Linked DNA regions of Homo sapiens: regions 1 and 2 are each linked to region 3. A link is a loop called in an ENCODE intact Hi-C map of the cell type or tissue named here. Cell type or tissue: Calu3. All regions are shown on one strand.

The links. A loop is a pair of places that touch in the nucleus more often than their neighbours do. Peaks named below come from ENCODE experiments on the same cell type or tissue, not always from the same donor. Only the 100,000 strongest peaks of a DNase experiment are listed, where the experiment ranks them.
Region 1: a loop joins it to region 3, with 2.5 times the contacts of the local background. A loop is called at or near these places in 2 of 110 quality-filtered maps.
Region 2: a loop joins it to region 3, with 2.9 times the contacts of the local background. A loop is called at or near these places in 4 of 110 quality-filtered maps.

What each region holds. Positions count from the first base shown.
Region 1 is chr4:149,741,655-149,749,654 of GRCh38, forward strand. IQCM (IQ motif containing M) reads right to left here. Exons shown (of 14, transcript NM_001363507.2): 3 at 1,001-1,085. The coding sequence starts at 1,037. Among named protein-coding and RNA genes, the nearest start is that of IQCM, 70 kb to the right of the region's middle. In Calu3, no CTCF peak of the experiment used is centred here; no DNase peak of the experiment used is centred here.
Region 2 is chr4:149,638,813-149,646,812 of GRCh38, forward strand. The region is part of intron 7 of IQCM (IQ motif containing M); the gene reads right to left. Among named protein-coding and RNA genes, the nearest start is that of IQCM, 170 kb to the right of the region's middle. In Calu3, no CTCF peak of the experiment used is centred here; no DNase peak of the experiment used is centred here.
Region 3 is chr4:149,892,722-149,900,721 of GRCh38, forward strand. No RefSeq gene overlaps it. Among named protein-coding and RNA genes, the nearest start is that of IQCM, 81 kb to the left of the region's middle. In Calu3, no CTCF peak of the experiment used is centred here; a DNase peak (open chromatin) is centred at 3,900.

The DNA of each region.
Region 1 (8,000 bases), 150 kb before region 3:
TAGCAGAACAGTAATAACCTCAGCTCTATGTGCGGCACTATATGTTAGGATTGCTTGTATTTGCTGCCAAGTCTAGATTAACTCTAAAAGAAATATAATGTGTAATTAATAATAATGTATGGTATACCTGAAAGTTGCTGAGAGAAATCTTAAGTAGTCTCATCACACCAGAAAAAAAGCTAACTATGTGAAGTAATGGATATTATAATTAGCTCGATAGAGGTAATAATTTTACAATGTGTATACATGTTAACACGCACATTGCACACCTTTATATTTAATTTTTATTTGTGAATTGTACCTCAATAAAGCTAGAAGATTATACAGTGTGAACTGAATATGTAATTTACATGTAATTTAAATTTTTCTGGTAGACATACTAAAAAAGGTGAAATTAATTTGTGTAACATAATTTTTATAGAATATTTTATTTAAATAAAATACATCTAAATATTACCACTTCAACATTAATCAATATTTAAAATGAATTAGATATTTTACATTCTTTTTTGTTCTATCTTCGAAACTCTATATGTATTTTGTTTGTACTTACATACATCACAACTCACATGCTAAATTTTTATCAGAACTACTTAATCTGTATTTACATTTTATAAAATCATCACTTGAAAAAATAGATTTATATGCCCAAATTTGTTCCAAACATGCTTAAAGGTTTTCCAATAACTGAATTATCAGTTTTTAAGTTTAAATTAAAATTCATTAAATTTAAATTAAATATTCAGTTCCTTAGTTTCACCAGCCACATTTCAAGGACTGAATAGCCCACATGTGACAAGTGGATACCATATGGGACAGCACAATAAGTTAAAAAGATCTCTCAAAAGTTGGTTATTTTTAAATAAAGGGAATGGAATAAATCCTTTCAAGATGTGCCAATAAGTGTAGTGCTCTGAGGGTCACTAATTAATAGAAAAGAGTGGTTAAAACAGTTGGAGTGTTATGACTTGTACTATGTTAGGTAAGCACAGATACTCACATTTTGCTTTTTCAGGCATAGCCTCTTCAGTAGTCATGAGGGGCAGTTAGAATGATCTTCTTTTTTAAAGTGTGAGCTCCAAGTCCTTAAACACAGTTACATTAAGTAATTCAGTGATGATAAATATTTATTTTTAGCTATTTCTTTTGCTCACTCATAGGTAAATAGGGTGAATGATTAAAACTTTTTATATGTCATTTCTGTGCTCTATAACCTTCAATGCCTTCCCCTCCAAAACACAGTAACAATAGCTAGCATTGGGTAGGGCTCTGCAGTTTATCGAGTACTCATATACACATTGCCTTACTGGGTCTAGGCAACCTGATAAGAACTATTATTATGAATATTTGGCAGATGTGGAAATTGGAGCTTAGAGAAGTAAAATAGCTTGTCAAGGTAAGAAGCTATGTAGTGGCATGTGCAAAACTCAAAAGATGTTTGGGCTCAAGACCCTATGCAGGTCTCTCCGATTTCCTACTACTTTCTACTACTTGCTTTCTTACTACTTTCAACTAATATCCAGTTAATACCTGGCACATACCTTATACACTCCTGCCTTCAGCTTAGGTTTATGCCAGCCTTCCACTCAGAATGCCTTGACCTCTCATCTATATTTATTTATATCCTACCTGCCCTCAAAGCCTAGGTTCAAATCCTACCTCTTCCATGACCACCCAGCCTCTTTTCCTGTGATCTGTTCCTCTCTTAAATACAGTAGTTATGTTGTCCATGCCTCTCCCTAGAAACTTAACATAAGCTGTCTGTGTAAGGGGCTAAAAACACAGAGTGATCGATATATACTATATATCTATATTCCCAATTTTAGTCCTATACATTCCCAGTTAGACTCCAAATGCCTTGAAAACAAAACTATACTTTATACCAGTAGTTCTCAATGCTGGATGAATATCAGAATCACCTAAGGAGTTTTTAAATATATGTCTAGAGTGGGACCTAGGCATCTGGCATTTTTGAAAGTTTCCCAGAATATTTAAATGTTCAGTTAGAGGAATGAAGTCTGCCTTGTGCCTCATCCTTCATGGTTCCCAGCTCAGTGCATTGCATTCTAGAGGTGCTCAACAAAGGGCTGATTAATGGGTTCATTAGCTGAGCCCTTCTACATTTGACATTATCATTACTTCAAAAGCATTATCCAAAATGCATCAAATGTTACCTCTATATCCAAGGAGTCAGTTACACCAGTGCATACTACTACATGCTCAAATGGCTTTACAATTAGAAATGGGAATATTAAATGCTTTAGCAGAGTTCCATGGAGACCCTTGTTCTAAGATTCTATGTATAATTGTTCAGTTGGCAGACTCGACTAACAAACTATGAGTTCAGAATTCAAAACCTATTAAATAATTTGGTAATTATTTCAGTAAATCTGTAAGCCAGCTTTGCCCTATGAAAGTCAGGACCCTGTAGCCTCATGCTCTTAGATAAAAGGCTACAACACTTTTCCTCAGCTTCTACCCAGAGCGGGGAAAATACCATTGCAGGTACAGTTTTAAAATAGCAAATCTGGAACATCCAAAAATGATTAATTCTCAAATTGTCAGCATCATCTCATGGGCTAGAGCACAGAACATGTACCTTGTCTGCCTAGTTCTGCAAATGAACTGGGATAAATTAAAATACTGCATCTCCCTCAGCAATTAACAATCAGAACTCATCTTCTGGCCTGGTTTAACTACACTGTCTTCTTTAAGTATAAGAAGGAAATAAAAATGTTTTGTGCTCCATCATTTTCTTGTTTTAATTTCCACAGAAATGGACTCTTCTCTGGGTCTGTTGGCTCCTCCACCTTAATTCAGTGTGCCAGGAGTGTCAGCCTGCATTAAATTGGCTGGAAAGCAAGACATCCCACTGTCCTTTTAATGCAAAAAACTAGCCAAGCATCCTAAGGGGTGCTGGCATGGTAATGTCCCTGCAAACTTGAGGTGATGAGGGAGGACTCTGAGACAGGAGCTGGGGGTGTAGAACGGCCAGGAAGGATGGAATTGCTTAGAGATGGGCACAATGACACAAAATATCAGCAAATGGGGCCCCTCTCCACTTTAAGTCTCCAGCAGACAGTTACGAGATGCTGAGTCCTTCCTAATGCATCCATCAATTAATAAAAGCATATTTAGTGCCTGAGCTGTGCAAAGGACTTGCCATTTATTTCAGAAAAAAAAGCCAAAAACATAAATCAAATTTTAAATAAAGATGCAAACAACATGCAAAAAGTATGCCAGATGTCATAAGGAAATCTGTGAGCTTTGTGAAATAAGTGATATAAATCCGTGAGTACTATGAGTTCAAATGAAGACAACATCACCGAGGCCTGAGAAGGTGACATAAAAGAGAGTTCAAGAAGAACTGAGCTACTTACACCTGGAAGGGTGAGCACAGGGTTAATCAGAACCAAATGCTGGCCAGTACACCCCTGTGGTACTGAATACCAGTCCTGAGTGGATCAGAATGCCTAACTTAAGAGCAGAGAAGACAGAGAGGTGAGAGAAATAGTACAAGCAAAGGCATGGAGGTGAGAATACTCGTAGTCTGGGGGACATCAAGTTGTGTGTCTGTTTGATTTTAGCAGAGGGCTACATTTTATGCTGCTGAAATGGTCAAAGAACTATTGAAAGTTTTTGAACAGGGCATTGACATAACCAACGTTCTAGAATGTAACTTCCATAAAGGCAAAGATTCTGTTTTCCTCTCTGCAACAAGCCTTGAACAAGGCTTGGTATTTGGAAGGATCTCAAAAAGCATTTGCTATTTGTATAATCAGTAATTATGGCAACAGCATACTGGACAAGGATGACCTACCTTCTCACATTTCCTTCAGCACATTTGTGAAAAAGTCCTCTCACCCTTTCTTTTACAGTAGATGCAACTTAAGGCTCTCTGAAACGGTTACAGGAATGCTAAGGATTTCTAATTCCATTTCTACATGGATGAAAGACAAACAGAAGTAGAAACTATTTCCCTACCTTATCTTCTTAGCTTGACATTCCTAAAGTAGATGACTGATAAGACTTTAAGGCTGGGTGCAGTGGCTCATTACTAAAATCCCAGAACTTTGGGAAGCTGAGGCAGAACAATTGCTTGAGCCCAGGTGTTCAACACAAGTCTGGGCAACATGGTCAAACCCCTTCTCAACAAAGAATACAAAAATTAGCTGGGTGGGGTGCATTCATATAGTCCCAGCTACTCTACTGGAGGCTGAGGTGGGAGGATCAGTTGAGCCTGGGAGGTCAAGGCTGCAGTGAGCCGTGATCGTGCCACTGCATTCCAGCCTGGGCAACAGAGTGAGACCCTGTCTCAAAGAAAAGAAAAAGACAAGACAAGCCAAGGCTTTATCATGGCTCTTATAATTCAGTATTCTTTTGGCAAAAAAAAAAAAAAGCCTTATCGTAATTAGCAGGATGCAGGGAAACAAGCCATGCTCCAGGGATCTGGAAAGGTAGTTTCAGCAGTTGATATTATGGCAAATGGAAGTCCTCATTTACTACCCCAAACTTTCTCCCCACTGTCCCTCCACCTCAATCCTCCTAACCCTGAATCATACTTTCACCCTTCCCCATTTCTCTGTCTTAGAAATTGTACCTATATCTACCTAGTTGCTCAAGCCATAAATCTTTTATTTCTCCTATATTTTTGTCTACCACATCCAATTCATCAAGTCTTCTAGGTTTTTAACTTAAAAATACATCTGCTTCTCCCCATCTTAATCTCCCAGCCACAATCATTTCATTCTGGGACTGCTGAAATAGCTTCTTAACTGCTCTCCCAATTTCCTCTCTTTCTCTGCCAATTCATTCTCCACACAGCAGGAGTGATCTTAATTGTGTATCAGATCATATTATTTCCCTTCCATGGTTTCTGAACTTCATTTAAAATAAAACGTAATCTCTTGCCCTGAGCTCTTCTCTCTTATGCAACTGAGTATATATGGGTGATAAGCATAGTACTGCCATTCCACAACTCCACACAGAACTGAGCCAGAAGGCTTGGTTTGACTTCTCTTGGACTTAGTTTTCTCATTTACAAGGTAAAATTTTTGGGCAAGAAGATCTCTAAGACCCCATCAGTTTCTAAAACACTATTATTCCATTGCTTTTGTGTACTATGCTAAAAAATAGTTGGCTCCAAATCCAAGAAATCAACTGCATGGGCAAGAGTTCGTGCCTCCCTCCTGACCTTCTCTACTTCACTCTGCGCTCTGTAACTCTGGAGAAGAAAACCAAAAAAAAGGAGTCTAGACCAGGCCACTTCTGGTCATGTCCCTAGTTGCAGGCCTCATCAGGTGTCTCTCAAGCCTAGGCCACTAGGACCTCCCTCCCAGCTTTTGTCCTAGTCACCCTTCTCTGATAAGTATAAGCCCCCTTCCACTTTTCCTCTACTAAGTCAACAAGGACCTTTAGGTTATTTTCTGGATTTTCTTTCTAACTGACTTCTGTCAAGTCTCCTGGTGTCTCTGACCAAATCATCAGATCTGCTAGCACCAAACAATAGGAATAAGAAAAGAGAAAGGAGAGCAGGTAAAGAAAACCAAACAGAACAAGTTCCAATGAGGGCCAATATAACAGGACAAATATTAGGCATCTAAAATGTGCAAAGGTATACAGTCATTGCTCTGTATATGAAGGATCGATTCCAAGACCCCTGTAGATGTCAAAATCTGCAGATGCTCAAGTCCCTTATGTAAAATGCCATAGTATTTGCATATAACCTATGCACACCCTCCCATATAGTTTAAATCATCTCTAGATTATTTATAATGCCTAATGCAATGTAAATGCTATGCAAGTAGTTCTAACACCATATTGTTTAGGAAATAATGACAAGAAAAAAGTCTGCACATTCAGTACAGACACAATTGTCCATTTTTAAAAAATATTTTCAATCCATGTTTAGTTGAATCTACATATGTGGAATCCACGGATACAGAGGTCCAACTACAGTAGATGATAGGAGAACAAGAAATTTATAATTACATAATTAAACTATAATCCAAACTTGTGAGAGGGCCATAAAATGAGTTGGAAAGAAGATACTCTATGAATTTATGATTAATATCAGGCTAGCTAGGAACGCAGGGACCACATGGAACAGTGGCAAGCCCATGAAATCATACTCCTTTCCTGATGCAGAAACCTTCCTCTAAATTTCTAATTAATTCAGGTTAATATATTACCCAGAACCAGGAAGTGGGAAGGAAATAATATAAATGAATCATTAGGATATCACTTTAGCTAACACAAAGCTCAGAGTCTAGGAGCACTGTGATGAGAGCAAACTTGGATTTCAATCCTGATTCTGCCATTGCCAAAGTGATCTGAAGCAAACCAATTAACCTCTCTGAATCCTACCTCGTCTAGAAGCAAAAGATTTAAAATAGACCCATAATATTAAAAATAGCAGCTTCAACTTATGTTTAAAGAAACTCTGTCTCAGAAGTCAATGAGAATAACAGGTGGAAAGCCTGGCTGCTCTGACTGAAGAGGATCTCATGGGCTTTCCCTGAACTGCCCATCACTCCCGACTACCTCCCACCCACCTTCAACCCCAGCACTCCAAGTTCAGAGGCACACCATCAATGACTTCAAAGGTACCTTCTGGATATAAGTTTTCACTATTTCATAAAATAGATATTATGTTCTATTCTTTTATGGGCATGCATGGACACTTACATTAATTAAGATATCTCAAATATTCCCAGCTTACATGAAATATTTAAATCTTTAAATCACAAAAAAGCAGTTATTAATACATTTCAGTTCTCAACTCATTAAAAAGGAGATGTTAAACTGAGAACACTCTCCCATTATACTTTAAAATTCTTACTTTTTTTGGCTAAAATACACTCTTTTTTTCACCTTTTGACTCTCTTAATGGGTAAAACCAACTATTCTGAGCCATATTCAACAAGCTATGGAGTTTTTCTGTGATCTTATTTTAGGATTTTGATACTGTTATGTATAAAATATGATTTGGCAATACATGGACATGTACATTGAAGGTCACTGAAGATCAAAGCTTACCAACAGATGATGGGCTGGGGTTGGTGAGACAAGACTATCATTCATAGTGGTTAGGTGGAGTAACTTGGGGGTAAAAAGGAAATGATCAATGTTAGATAGACCCATACTTGAGTAGAGATCAACTACTAGAATAAATCGAAATACTGAATTTTAGTCCATGTATCATCCACAATTATAAGCACAAATGTACCTTATAATATAAAGAACTTTTACAAATCAATGAAAAATACAGGCAGTTGAATATAAAAATAGGCAACAAAATGGGAAAGAAGCATGTGAAAAGACATTCATTCAAAACTCATTCATCACCCAGGAAACACAAATAAAACCACGACCATCACACTCCCAAAAGAATGGCTTCTTTAAAAATACCAAATGTTGAGACAGATATAGAACTACTGAAATATTCACACACTGCCTGTTGCAGTGTTAGTTGGTAGTCTTCAGGAAACCATTTGGTATTATCTTTAAAAATTGAATCCGTACCTAACCATGACCCATCCCTCAGACTCCCAACAGAAAGGCTTATAATGTATACCAAAAGGCACATATAAGAATGATCATAGCAGTGCTATTTGTAACAGCTAAAAACTAGAAGCAACCCAAATGTCCACTGACAGTAGAATACACAATTTGCATTTTATTTATACAATGGAATATTTCACATCAGTGAAAATAAACTGGTATATTCAAAGACATAGTATATTCTCACATATATTATTTTGAAAGAAGCCAGCATAATCAGGACACGGTCTATGTTTTTAATAATATAAAGTTCAAAAACAGGCCAAACTTACTAATGACAATAGGAAACAGGATAATAGAGAACTGTGAGGAAAGAGTGCAGGGTCTGAGGTGGGGGGCACAAGGAGGGCCTCTGGAATACCTTCCAGGGGGTAGGCATTTCTTTATCAGAGGGTGATTATAGAGATGTGTACACTTCGTCAATATTCATTGAGCTA
Region 2 (8,000 bases), 250 kb before region 3:
GGAGAGCAGGGCCCTGAAATACTAACCTGGACAGAAAGCATCACGTGGCTTTACCATCAGCTTAAACTCTCCACTATCAGGGTTTAGTTTTGCCTGCTTCTAAGTCCTAAACTGGCAAAAAGTTTTGCCTGCTTCTAAGTCCTAAACTGGCAAAACTAAACTCAGATCAGCATTTACTTCTAGAGGTAGAGAGTGGAGCAAGGGTAAATTGAGAAGGAGCCAAAGGGAACTTTCTAACGTGACGTCTACTTGCCAAAACTGACTGAAAGGCACGTTTGAGATCTGGTCATTCACTGAATATAAATTATATTTCAATCAAAAAATGAAGACAGGGATTGGGGCAGGGGCTCACGCCTATAATACCAGCACTTTGGGAGGCCAAGACAGGAGGATCGCTTGAGCCCACTGGTTTGTGACCAGCCTGGGCAACACAGGGAGACCTGTCTCTACAAAAAATTTAAAAATTAGCTGCACATGGTGGCACGCAGCTGTGGTCCCATCTACTCAGGAGGCTGAGGTGGGAGGATTACTTGAGCCCGGGAGATCGAGGCTGCAGTGAGCTATGATCGTGCCGCTGCACTCCAGCCTGGAAAACAGAGTGAGATCCTGTCTTAAAAAAAAAAAAAAAAGAAGAAGAAGAAGAAGGAGAAGGAGAAGAAGAAGACAAGTTAAATATTCTTATCTTATCTTCTATTAGTACCTCCACATAAGCAATTTATATTATTCATGTTATGGTGCCAAATCAAATTTGAGTCATATTCCTGAAAGGTTAAAAGCTCCTACCAAGTATTTTAAAGATACTTTCTTAATTTAAAGTTCATCTTTAGGCCAGGTGCAGTGGCTCATGCCTATAATCCCAGCACTTTGGGAGGCTGAGGTGGGTAGAACACTTGATCCCAGGAGTTTGAGACCAGCCTGGGAAATATGGCAAAACTCTAGCTCTACAAAAAAATTAAAAATAAAAAAATTAGCCAGGCATAGTGGCATGCATCTGTAGTCCCAGCTACTTGGAAGGCTGAAGTGGGAGGATCCCTCGAGACAGCGAGGTGGAGGTTGCATTGAGCCAGACCACACCACTGCACTCCAGCCTAGGTGACAGAATGAGACAACTACATCTTTAAAATAAAATATTTGCAAAATAAATGAGAGCATTTCAAAATCTAAAGTAGCCAACTCAATTTTCTGAAATTAAGCTCTTTTTCTTTCACTAGCACATGCAATAAGTTTAAAAATTATTTCTTGAATGTTGCCTTCAGGTGGATTTCAAAGTATACTGAGAATCAAAATTCTTGTGGTTATTTTAAATTGGCTTTAGAATTTTAGAAAATTGTTTTAATTTAAAAAATGTGTGGGTACATAGTAGGCATATATATTTATGGAGTGCTTGAGATATTTTGGTATAGGCATGTAACACATAATAATCACATCATGGAAAATTGGATATTAATCCCCTCAAGCATGTATCCTTTGTGTTACAAACAATCCAGTTATACTCTATTAGTTACTTTAAAATGCAGAACAATATTGTATTAAATTATTCAAAAATTCAAGTATTAACACTTTATTCTAAACACAGTAATCAATAAAGTTTAATGCTTCACAATTTATAAATTAACCTCTACATATACAATCTCACCTGGTCCTCATATTCACCATGAGAAGTAGATGAAAGTGGTTTCCTCTACCATTTTAGAAAAAGGCAAAGCTATCATCTTCTCTTCTCTTAATATTCTTCCTTATCTTGCTTGAAAATTATCTTTTCTTTAAAACTGTCTTCCTTCTGGACTGCTTAAATTCTAACCACATTTTGCATTTCTATATCATCTTTAAGGCTTTTCCCATAGTTAACATCTTCAGTTTTTCTAAAGAAGTTATCCTTTTTATCCAACGTTGTGTTTGTGTGATTTTTTTTCTCTTATTTTGAGGCCAATCTTTTGATACAAAGACAATTTAATGGAGTCGAGAATATATTAAAAGTTTTTTAACAACCGGATAACATCCCTGATCCACCTTTCAGAAAATGTCCACCTTTCAGCCAGGCGCAGTGGCTCACATCTATATAATCCCAGCACTTTAGGGGGCCGAGGCCAGTGGATCATCTAAGGTCAGGAGTTCAAGACCAGTCTGGTCAACATGGTAAAACCCTGTCCACACCAAAAATACAAAAATTAGCCGAGCGTGGTGTTGCACACCTGTAGTCCCAGATACTCAGGAGGCTGAGGCAGGAGAATCACTTGAACCAAGGAGGAAGAGGTTGCAGTGAGCTATCATGCCACTGCACTCCAGCCTGGGTGACAGAGTGAGACTCTTGTTTCAAAAAAAAGTGTTCTCATTTTAATTGATGCTCAAATATTAAACTAACTATGAGAAAACAAAACAACAGAAAAATAGAAAAGAATTATAACAAAAAGGTAAAACAATTATGTTATTTAGCCAGTTTATTTAATGTTTTTCTCTACATCTATTTATTAATTCTGATTGAAATTACTTTTAAAAGACCCAGGATATTACAATCACCCACAAAATCCTTCCCTATATTTAATTATGTACTTTCAGAAACACTGAAAATGAAGAAAAATTATAAATACCATTTTAAAAATTAATGTCCTACAAATTAATTGAAGAAAAACACTTTCATTCATATACAATTAGATGAAAATGATTTGGGGCAATTAAAGATCATGAAAAACATAAGCAAAAATATTTTTTAAAGTTTGTGTGTTTTCTCTTTTTGTAAATGGGATGTAAATGTTCTCATTTTTTAAACACAATAAAAGAAAAATGCATCAGTCACTTAAATGTTTTTTCAATATATTTCCCAACCATATTTTCCTCTACAGAGGATTTCAACAAAATATTATTATATCAGAAAATGAAAAATTTAGAACATTAAAATTATCCTTATTTCCATGGTTTGGTTTCTTTCCTATTCCTTAAGTCAGATAAAGCTTACAACGTGTTATATAGCATGACTGTAATTTACTAGGGTCATCAATTATTAACTCCAATTTTTAAAACATATGCCAGAGAAACTACCTTGGGGATAAAAAAAGATCATTAATCTGTTTGGGAAATTGCCTTTTTAAAAAGGCAAATTAAGGGGTAAGATCTTGATTTTGTATTCTAAAAATTAGTTCAACAATTTCACTGTAGATAAATTAACCAACATTAATACCTTGTCTATCTGTGGACAAAGTTAAATCCTCAGTGTGTATACTCAAGAAGAAATAGTCCAGACAGTGAACGAGGGGGAAAAGAATCAGAAAATGCTTGCACGGAGAGTTGCTTTATAGGGCTGATAGTTTAACTAATTAATATGACATTTAATAAATGGCACTTTGAAGAACTGCTAAGCTTCAGTAAACTTTCAAGCCAAACCAACTTTGCTTATTATTTTAAAACAATAGAATTATAGTATATTTTGCCAGCATAATTTTACTACCTCATGTTTAAAAGATTCATATATATGAAATGCTTGAAAGAAACATTGCATATATATAGCCACTGTATTTCCCAGTGGACACAGCTTAGCACAAACTGATAAAAATGAGAGGTCGTAAAATAAATCTATTTTCATACCCATTGGTGTGTAATTGAATAGATTCTTCGAATAGTTGCTATAAATTAATTCCAACTTTAAGGCAATGAAATATTTTACCTCTTGCAAAGTAACCAGGAATGACAAAAAGTATTTTCCTCCTTCAGCAAATAAGAGATATTCTGTGATCCCAACTGTTATTGCCTTCATATATCTAAACTATAAACTCATCTATGGACTACACAGGAAAATTTGGAGCTCCTTCAAAGCTCAGCCATCCAAAGACAACAGAGATCCTCATTGGTTTAAAGTACGTTTTAGAACACTAGAATACTGTTCCAGTACATTAAATTTGAGAATGACTTTCGTTTCGCTATGAGTTAGAACATAATAATGAATAATTCTCCTTAGATTTGGGATAGATTCAAAATTATATTTAGGGACACAAACAAGTCTACTGGTTCATAAAATTTGTATCACTCTTTGCCATATGTATTCTAGAGAGAAAACGTACATTACTTTTTTTAAAAAAATTGTAATAACTGGTGGTTACTTAGCAGAACTCATACACAATATAGTACCTGCCCTAGAGTGGTTTACATTCTAAGACATTTATATTCAATAAGAATCAGTAGCCTACAGATCAGTACTGACCTTTTTTAAATTTTTTAAATTTTTTCCTTTTTTTAACTTAAAAAAAAATCAAAACATTATTTACCGCAGTTACATTCAACCAAACAAGCAATACTTAACCAGACATAGGAACAACAACATAGCATGGTTTTCTTTGGGCCAAACTAATTGTAACGCCTAGTATTTCAGTTTAACACATGGAGTTATTGTCTACAACCTCAGCAGGTATTTATTTCATATTTATTAGATGCAGATAAACACTGAATACCTACTTTGTGTCAGGCATGTACCAAGTGTTGACAATGCAAGATGAACAAGAAGAAGCCCCAGGCTTTAAAAAGTATACCATCTAATGGGGAAAAGTAAATTTTAAAAATTCACTATCACTTTGTGCTAAGTGTTATCATAGATGTATGTTATGGAGGCTTGCTCAAAGACAAAGCAACTCTACCAGAGGAAGTCTAGGGATAGCTCCACAGGTGATAAGACATTTAAGCTGGACATTAAAGGTTGGTGAGTAGGTCCACCAGGGAGTGAAAGAGATTCTGTTTCTCAGAATACAGCAACAATAAAAATGAGATCAGGCTCTGAGACTTATGTTATCAGGGTACTCAAATCCTTTTTAGAGATCTCTATGGCTTAAGTACCGAGCACTGTTTATCCAAACAGGAGGGTGTAAGTGAGAAAACCCAGTCAAAACCCAGAAGTTGCCAATGGTATCCAGAGAGGCTTGTCAGTCAGGACAAGCCTTGGCAGTTAGGAGCTTGTAAAAAACAAGTAATTGTTTAATACTGTGGCCTTTTCCTAGATGCTATAACTAGAAACTTCAAATAAATCTCTCCAGTGGGTTACACTTTAGATTCTTGCTTTAATTCCTGGGTTTACAGACTCCGCCTTCTTACTCTTAATGTATTTCTGATCATAATTTTATATTAACTGATGAAATATCAAGGCCTTACTCTTCACATTTAATGGACTTTTTAGTGATAAAGTGGTCTAAATGGATACATGGTGACCAAACATCCAGTTTGCCCAAGACTGCCTTGGTATTAGCATTGAAAATCATGCTCCAAGAAACAGCTCGGTTTAAGGCAAACTGGGCCAGTTGGTCACCCTAAAATTTCCTATTCCCAAAGCGTCTAGCAAAATAGATGCTCAGCATCTCCTTTTCTAGTAAATTAGGTTTTTTTAAAATCTACTATTGTAAAATATAACACAGAGAAAAGCATTTAAATATATACCTACAGCTTTTGATAGTGGGCCACTTAGCAGAAACAATATAGATGCTACCACCCTAGAATCCTTCCTTCCCAAAGTACTTTTCCTCCCCCAAGAGCTAACGACTTTCCTAACTTTTCTTGTAAATATTTGCCTTCTTAAAAGAAATAAACTTGCCAATGGTGTTAAACTATAAATCTTAGCTTTAACTTTTTATTTGAATTTGATCTACCAAAATACTTTTATGTTTTGCTTTTATTGATAAACATTGTTTATAAAACTGATTCCTGTTGTTGCATGCAAATGTAGATTGTCTACTTTCTTGTTATATACTCTTATCTTGAATGCATTTTCCGCAATTTATATATCTATTGAACTGTTGGTGACATTTGAATTGTTACCAGTTTGAGGTTATTACAGAGTATGCTGCTGTGAACATTCCTGTATGTTCATCCTGGGGTACAAATGCAAGAGGTTCTCTAGGGCTGTGTTAGTGTGGTCCACGGATTAGCAGAACCTTCAACATGTGGGAGCTTGATAGAAATGCAGATGCTCAGGCCTCATTCCAGACCTACTGAATAAGAATTTCCATTTTAACAACACTCATTTGCATGTTAAAGTCTGTGTGAATAGTACGCAGAGAGAAATAAGAGAAGCACTTCTCCAGAATATAACCTAAAGAGTGCAATCACTGGAATTAAATTTTACTTGGCACCAGAAGTATACCAGCCTTCTGTATCCTCACCTACACTTTGCACTGCCAGTCTTTTAGATCTATAACTATCTGGTGGTTATAGACTGGACTCTCCTAGATTTGCTTTGCATATTCTTAATCACTGATGAGTTCGAGCATCTTTCTATAAGTTTATAAAGGATTTGGATTTCTTCATTTTAAAACTCCTTTTCTAGTCCTCAGTCCAGTTTTCTGTTGGGTTCCTCCTCATTTACTCTTTAGTTTCCAGAAATGTCTTATACATGTAGGTTTTTAAAAATTGTTGGTTATATGTATTACAATTTTTTGCAAGCCAGAGTAGCTATGATTTCACTCCTTTATTTGATGAACAGAAGTTCTTAATTTTAATGTAACTTAATCAGTTTTTTAATTGATGTTGTGATTATGCATCTTCTTTAAGAAATCCTGTCCTACTGCAAAATCAGTGTATTTTCCTATATTGTCTGCAGAAGTTAAAAGATTCACATTTTTAACTTTTTAATTGAAATTTCATGCAGAAAATTGAACATAAGAATTCAACTTAATGAATTTTCACAATGTCTTGGTTAATAGTGCTTAGATTAAGAACCAGAACATTTCAAGCAATCCAGGAGCCCCTCTGATGCTCCCCTTAAATCAGTACTACCCAAGAGTAAGGTGATGTGAGACAGCTGTCCAATTTCACCTTTTTCTATGATGATAATTTCTCTATCGTGTATTGAAAAATCCCTTCTTTTTCCATTCATATGTAGCACTGCCTTTTTAGTATATCAAATGTGCATATGGGGTGTAGATCCCTTGGCAAACTCATAGCCCCAGACTGACCTGGAGATTACTTTCCCAAGGCCCTTGCAGTAAAGACATCACACTCCAGACCTCCTGCCAACAGTGGCACCCAACTCCCTCTCCTCACCTATCCCCTCCCAGAGGTTTGTCTTCCATTACCCTCCTGATGTGGACACCAGGCATTCCAGGCCTCCCACCCACAGTAGCATCCCTACTTCCTCTGCACACCTGCATGCCTGTGTACCTGCCCCTGGCTGAGACCTGCTTGCAACCCAGAGGAATACTTCCTGCTTATACAGTGCCTGTGGATTGGCTCAGGCACACAGTGAACTTTTCTGCCATCCAGTGGTCTGCAACTATACCTTCTCTAATGAAGTCTGAATCCCAGCCTTGGGGGAGAAGGGGTCTAAGTTTTCCCATCCCTAGGTACTCTCTGTCAGCCTTAGGGAACCCTGTAGAGTTCTCTTAAATCTAATAGTTATTCTTTTATCGAGGCTTAATAATTCTTTATATTATACTTCCCCTTAATTAAATCACTCTATTGTTTATGTCTCTTGATTAGACCTAGATTAATATGAATCTTTTCTATTTCTGAAATATAAACTTTTAATATCCTCTGAAATATGAGATTAGAGTTATTTATTCTTTGAATGCATCATGGATTCTTGAGGTTTTTTTTTAAGTCAGTTGGGTACAGCATATTTTTCCAGAATATTTTTATTATGTCTAAATTTTCAAAAGTATTGGTATAACATCTCTCTCTTTTCTGTTAGTCTATTATATCTATAATATCACCTTTTACATTCTTAATATTGATAAAAGGACAAAAAAGATATGTAAGCAGTAATCAAAAGAAAGTTGACAAACTTTTTACTTCAACTTTTCTATATCCTATGTTTTAAACATGTCTTTTATATTTGATCATTGATTTCCATACGCTGAAGTTCTTTGACTTTCAACTGGTATATTTCGTTCATTTATGTTCAATTAATAACTTTTTTAGGCCAGGTGCAGTGGCTCACGCCTGTAATCCCAGCGCTTTGGGAGGCTGAGGCAGGCAGATCACCTGAGGTCAGCAGTTCAAGACCAGTTTGGCCAACATGGTGAAACCCC
Region 3 (8,000 bases):
TCTCAGTAAAACCTAACTCTCCCACATACAAAAAAACCTACATACTCATTTTGGTTAATAAACACCATTCTCCCAGTAACCTAGACACAACACCTCTTCCCTTTACTCAACCAGCCAGTTGTCTAGTCCTGTTGATTCTAGCTCAGCCCTGTCAATCAACCATCCCAATCTTTCTTTTCTCACTGCTACTATTACGTTCATGCCTCTATCATCTCTTTGCTTGATTATTGCAATGGTCTCCGTGTCTACAGAATGTCCCCACTCTCAGCCATTCTATCTATACATTGGTTTAATTTAATCTTAAGTAGATCTGTGTCCATGTCACTTGTCTGATAAAAAAGTCTATAATTCTCCATTTTCAATAGAAATCTAAATTCCTGGCCAGGCAGAGTGGCTTATGCCTGTGATCCCAGCACTTTGGGAGTCCAAGGCGGGTGGATCACCTGAGGTCAGGAGTTCAAGACCAGCCTGGCTAACATGGCGAAACCCTGTCTCTGCTAAAAATACAAAAATTAGCCAGGCGTGGTGGTGGGTGCCTGTAATCCCAGCTACTCAGAGGCTGAGGCAGGAGAATCACTTGGACCCAGGAAGCAGAGGTCACAGTGAGCCAAGATCGTGCCAGTGCACTCCAGCCTGGGCAACAGAGCAAGACTGTCTCAAAAAAAAAAAAAAAAAAAAATCTAAATTCCTTAGCCTGACACTCAGATCTTTTCATGGTTTGGACCAATCTTACCTTTCCAGCCCTGGCTCTCATTAGGTTTCCTTTGTTAAACTTTGTTACATCACATTCATTGAACCAATAACTATTTCTTATAAGAATTCCTGTTTCCATGTTTGTGTCTGCTCTTAACTTCTAACTTGGCAAGTCCTTCTTTCCTCCTCTTTCTCTGCCCACCCAAATTGTATCCATTCCTTAAGGGTCAAATACCACCTCCACCATGAAGCAGTCAGAAGCTGACTATCTGTCTCTAAATGTTTGTAGGATTGTATCGGATTATCCAACACCACGTTGATCAATTTCTAGCTTGTTTCATAGTTATTAGCAAACACAACTTATCCTTCCTGCTGGCCTATAAACTCCTCAAAATGAAAGACTAGCATTGGTGGTAGACAGAAGTTAGATACTACCTTCCATCTGGAGAATCCAGGAACAAAAATAAGCAAGAAGTAGCCTTTAAACTGAGCCTTAAAAATGAGGAAATTTTGAATGTAAGAAAACTGAAAAGATCTGTTCAAGAGAAGGGAGGGTCTCTGGGCCAGGTACGATGGTTCACACCTGTAATCCCAGCACGTTGGGACGCCAAAGTGGGCGGCTCACTAGAGTCCAGGAGTTCGTTCAAGACCAGCCTGGCCAACATGGTGAAACCCCATCTCTACTAAAAATACAAAAAAAATAAAATTAGCCAGGTGTGGTGGCACGCACCTGTAATCCCAGCTACTCAGGAGGCTGAGGCAGGATAATCCCGGCTACTCAGGAGGCTGAGGCAGCTACCCGGGAGGTGGACGTTGCAGTAAGCTGAAATGTCACCACTGCACTCCAGCCTGGGTGACAGAGCAAGACCCTGTCTCATAAAAAAAAGAAAAAAAAGTAAAATTTGCTTTTAAATTAAATTTTTTTAAAAACAGAGAGAAGGGAGGATCCTGGCGTAAGGCTAACTTTTAAATTGTATTTATAAGGAAAACAGAGTTATCCAGTTTGGGTTGAGCTCAGAGTGTCTGAAAATTTGCTTTTTTGCTTTCCAAATTATAGGTAAAGTATCATCAGAATAACTTTCTTTGAGTATAGATTTTTAACTCACAAAGCTCCTAATAAGCACATAACTTAGATACGCACCCCAGAGGAACCACACTTTGGCTAGTGATCTACAGAATATGTTATACTTCTTGCACTTTTCCAGGTTAGCCAGGGGAAGGAAAGGAAGGGAGTTAGAATGTTCAGCACCTCTTGGCAATGTTGCCCAGTGACCTGGCAGCCAAAGCATTACTGCAGCCCACTAGAGGAAACACTGGGCACAGAATAATAAACTTACCTGTGAGAATATTCAAAAAGATCCAAGTTGGCCTTAACCTATATCTTAAAATTATTCTATTATTAAGTTTATACAGCAGGATATGAATTCAATTCTTATCCTGACACATATTTTCCTGTAAGTCGTCTTTGGTTGCATTAAGAATACAAAGAAACTCTGAAATATTTTTAAAATATCTACCAAGCTTGAAAAGTATGTATGCTTCTGTCTACTGCATACATCCCTGTTCCTTCTTTTATTTTGAAGAAAATGAATAGAGAATAATAATTTTCTAACCACTTAGAAAATTCTTTTGAGAAAATGTACTGATATCTTCATTCAAGAAGTAGTTATTGCTTATTTCTGTTCTGACAGGCACTTTTTTAGCACTGAAAATGCAGCAGTGAGTCAAACAGACAAAATGTGTTGTCTTCGTAGGGCTTACATTTTGGCAGAGGGAGACAAACAGTAAACAAAATCAATATGTAAGTTATGTAGTTATTAGAAGGTGGGAAGTGCTATGGAAAAAAATTGAGAGGAAAGGGGAGTGGGAATGCTGGGGACAGAGGACGGTGGGGGTGAAGGGAGTAGCAACTGCATATAGAAGATCAGGGAAGTCTTCACAGAGAAAGCGACATTAGAACAAAAAGATTTGGAAGCATTAAGAAAGTTAGTCACATGATTATCAGGGGAAAAGCATTCCAGGCATAGGGAACAGCCACTGTAAAAGTCCTGAGGTGGGAACAGGTCTGGCATCATCAAGGAAGAACAAGGAGGTCACTCTGATGGGTGCTGCCATGGGAATTTGAGGCAATAGAAAGAGATGCTCATGGTATAATATAGGAAGTTACCCCAGACATGAGAATATGTAGCTTAGATACATGGAGTCAGCTTCATAAAGAAGGAAAGATGTTACCTAAAATGAAACTTTAATGTTCCTGCTGGAAAAGCCATGGTAATTTAGGAGTAAGGCAACAACCTTGGGGGATGGTGGCCCAGCAGTGGGCGAATGGAGGCGCTATATATATATATATACACACACACACACACACACACACACACACACACACACACATATATACACACGCACATATATATACATATATATACACATATATACATATATAAATATATATATACACACATATATATACATATATATACACATATATACATATATATACTCACACACTTTAAGTTATAGGGTACATGTGCACAACGTGCAGGTTTGTTACATATGTATACATGTGCCATGTTGGTGTGCCGCACCCATTAACTCGTCATTTACATTAGGCCAACATCATCCTGATACCAAAGCCTCGCAGAGACACAACAAAAAAAGAGAATTTTAGACCAATATCCCTGATGAACATCGGTGCAAAAATCCTCAATAAAATACTGACCAACCGAATCCAGCAGCACATCAAAAAGCTTATCCACCATGATCAAGTTGGCTTCATCCCTGGGATGCAAGGCTGGTTCAACATACACAAATCAATAAACGTAATCCATCCTATAAACAGAACCAAAGACAAAAAACCACATGATTATCTCAATAGATGCAGAAAAGGCCTTCAACAAAATTCAACAGCCCTTCATGCTAAAAACTCTCAATAAACTAGGTATTGATGGGACATATCTCAAAACAATAAGAGCTATTTATGACAAACCCACAGCCAATATCATACTGAATGGGCAAAAACTGGAAGCATTCCCTTTGAAAACTGGCACAAGACAGGGATGCCCTCTCTCACCACTCCTATTCAACATAGTGTTGGAAGTTCTAGCCAGGGCAATCAGGCAGGAGAAATAAATAAAGGGTATTCAACTAAGAATGGAGGCTTTGACTCCTACAACTGGAGAGGCCTCCCACTCTCCCACACTGGTTTCTGCCTCCACCCTGTGGGCTGCATGCAAATGACACAAACCCAGACAAAAAGGAGTTTTGGAAGAGTGTTAGCATTAACATGTGATCTCATGCTTCATCTTTGGCATAGCTGATTCTGTTTTTTCTGATAGTTTAATCTTTCCCCAAAATTTTGCAGAGGGACAGAAAGACAATTTGGCGTGGATGTGTATCTGCTTCCTATAGTATATATTCCCAGAAATGCAGAGGGGAGAGGGATATTGCAGTAAAAAATGGTTGTTATGGTCTAAATGTGTGTGTCTCCCCAAAATTCATATGCTGAAATCCTAACCCCCAAAGTGATGATATTAGGAGGCGGGGCCTCTGGGTGGTGATGAGGTCATGAGGGCAGAGCCTTACACAAGAGGCCCAAGGGAGCTCCCTCACTCCTAATGATGTGTGAGGGACAGGTGAGGACACGGCAAGAAGGTGTTGTCTATGAGCCAGAAAGTAGGCTCTCACCAGACACTGAAGCTGCTGGCACTTTGATCTTGGACTCCAGAACAGAGAGAAATAAATTTCTGTTGTTTATAACCTACTTGATTTATCATACACTGTTATGGTAGTCCAAATGGACTAAGACAGTGGTATCTAGTTAATGTAGAAATTTGGGGGATTTTAGGGGAGTACTGTACCTGACTCAACCAAAATCTACTAACAGATTTTCTTCATTCTAAATGAAATCTTAATTTAACAATTGTCCCTACAATCGATTGCCTTATTAAATGGTATTCTAGTATGTTATGCTAAACAAACAATAAATCATAAATTTAAATATCATATCTTAACCCCACTATAAGCACTGAACTCAGATATTTCTAAGACAAAGAACAAAGATTGAATTATTGAATACCATTACTATGTGTTAAAGATGAGCTCTCTAAAGCCCATTAAAACGTGTGTGCTTGAATCCTCCTTTATTTCAAAAAGTTGGAAAACAAAGAATGAAAAACTTTGCCTCACTAAAAATATCTGTGCCAAACTGCAAATATGTATGAGGAAGTTGTCACTTAATAATAGCCAGGCAAACTCTTTCAAAATACCTGAAACCAATATAACAATAATTATTATTCACTTAAAAGCTCTGAGCTTAGCATGATTTCTATATTTGTGTGAGCTTTAGGTTATCATATTTGATTCTGTCTCATTTCACAGCAAAGCAATGTCATATATAATGATATTATTGACCTCAGAAAAACAACTACCTGTTATAACAGGATATCTTAATCCTGCTAAATTAGTGGTTTGTCACTAATTTGCTCCAGCACTAATTTTATCAAGGTGCAAACACCATGCATAGCAATCCACCTGCATTTACTGGTATTAAAATCTAGGCCTTTTCTTCAACAACACTGCCACCTTCTGCTTAGTATAGACTTTCACTTTATTTCTATGCCTTCAAGAGTTGTGAGATTCACTTTGAAATAATATATACTTAAAAGTTAGAAGGGACCATGAGAATGTCTAATCAGGTCCCCACATTCTATAGATGAGGAAACTGAGGCCCAAAGGGATTAAGTCACTTACCCAATGTCCTACATTCATTTTCTCCAGATTAAATCTCACAGTTATTAATTCTCCCTAGTTCTCTTCCCACTGACATATTTATTATTAAACTGTATAGAGAAGTTACATCAAGACATTGATTATAATAATCTAGAAGCATGGAATCTTAGACTATGTTTTATACTTTTTGTTTATTTGCATTATATAAATTTTTTATCATAAGCAAAAAATATATTTTTTCAATTTTAAAAGATTTGTATTTGTTCAATGTGTAGCCTTAAATAGAAAAATTATTCTAGATCAGAAAAGCAGACAACTAAAATTTTTTCTTTTAATCTCCTCCATTTTCTTCTGAATTATGAAAATGTCTATCAAATCAGGCACAATACCAATGCTAATGGGTAGGTTTTAGAAAAATAAGATGCAAGAATGTAGCATGCAAACTTAGAAGTAGCCAACAAGAATTGTGTTGTAAAGCTTTATATGTTTAGCAAATCCTATAGATATATTTTAAAGTAGGCGATTTTAAACAATAAACTCGCGTTTAGCAGGGTTTTTTGAAAAGGTTTTCTGCCAACTTAAATGCCTCATTTGTTTAGGTTGGGTGTAGATTCTATCAGCATTTCTAGTATAAACCATGCTTAGTGGAGAGTTACTATCTTTCTAACATAATACATATTTGTCAATATTTTGTTACAGATTTTTTTGTCTATGTCACAAGGGATATTGATCTGTAGTTTTATTTTACTGTGATAACTCGTTTTAATATTAGAGTAATGTTGGCCTCATAAAATTAGTTTGGCCTCACATTTTCTGGAAGAGGTTTTTATAAAGCCAGAAATATTTCTTTCTTATATGTTTTATAGAATTCACTAGTAAAACTATGGTTTCCTTTGAGGTAAGGTTTCTATTTATGAATTCAAGTTATTTAGTAGAGATAGATCTATTCTCATTTTTTATTTATATTTTAGTTCATTTTGTTAATTGGTATTTTTCAAGGATTTGTCCATTTAATCCAAGTTGTCACATTTATTGGCACAAAGATGTTCATAAATATTTTCTGTTGTCTTCTCAAATTCTGTAGGATCTGTAGTGATATCCCCTCTTTCAATCATTGGTGATTTGTCTCTCTTTTTCTTGATTAGTCTGATGAGAGGTTTATCAACATTTTTTGTACTTTCCAAGAAGTAGCTTTTGGTTGTATTGATTTTATCTAATGTTTCTCTAATTTTTATGTTGTTAATTTCTGCTCTTTATTGTTTCTTTCCTCCTACTTACTTTGGGTTCTTTTTCTAGTTTCTTATGATGAAAGCCAAGATCATTATATTTAAATCGCTTTTCTAACATAAGCATTTAAAGATATGAATGGATTTCTATACCCTGCTTTAGCTGCATTTCACAAATTTTTATATATTTTATTTTCATTAATATTCAGTTCTATTTTCTAATTTCTCTTGTCATTTCTTCTTTGACCCATCAGTTTTTTTACAGTGTGTTGTTAAATTTCCAAACATTTCAGAATTCTCTAGATTATTATGTTATTGATAACTTATTTAATTCAGTTGTGGTCACAGAACAAATTCTGCATAATTTCAATCCTTTAAACCTAGTTGAAAATTGTTTTATAGTTCAGCATATGGTCTATCTTAGAGAATGTTCCAAGTACACTTGAAAAGAATTCACATTCTCCCATTGTTTAAATGAGTATTCTATTAATGACACATAGATCAAGTTGGTTTAAATAGTTTTTTATGTCTACCAACTCAATATTCAAAGTATACATTTACTTTGTAGTTTAAAGTTTATTTCAATAATTTTTAGATCACTGTACTCACCCTGGAGTGATATCAAACCAGAGTTTAATATCATTGCCTAAGCAATTAATCAGTTTGAAAGCTAGAGACCACATGATTTCCTAAGTTATTCTAAAATTTTATAATTAGGCACAAATTTGAAATGTAAATTAGAACTCTTCATTGAAGGGTCAATGGAATTTTGTTCTAAAATATAAGATTAGTGAAATAAAAGGTAAAATTAAGAGTTATTCATACTTTTACAAAGTAGAATAAAATTTAACTTGTAAAATTGTCAATGCATTTAGCCTTCTAGGTTTAATTCTAATTAACCTACATTATATGAAAAAAAATTAAAGTTCTTTGTCCTAAAGCTGGTGGGTTATTATGATGCTTTGCTTCCATTTTCTTAAAACTGGTTGGTCTGTAACTTCTTGATTTATGCTGTGGTTCTTGCATACTGTACTTCATAAAATATAGAATATAAATAAAGGTTAGAAATTAGAGATTTCTATTATTTCTGTTAATTAACCTTAATTTAACAGAACCTTCTGTTCAATTTAACCTTTGGGGGCTGCATGCATATGTACATATGTGTGTAATACTTGAGAAAGACTTCAAGATTTTCCCTGGGAATATATGCAGAGTTCTGAGATAGTACAGATACTGATCTGGGTATCCCACTGGAAGAATAGCTTACCTTCATTTGTCAGTCGTAGGATAATATGCTATACTCCACCACCCAACCCATTCTACTAATCAGCAATTGTGGCAAGAGCACCTAGA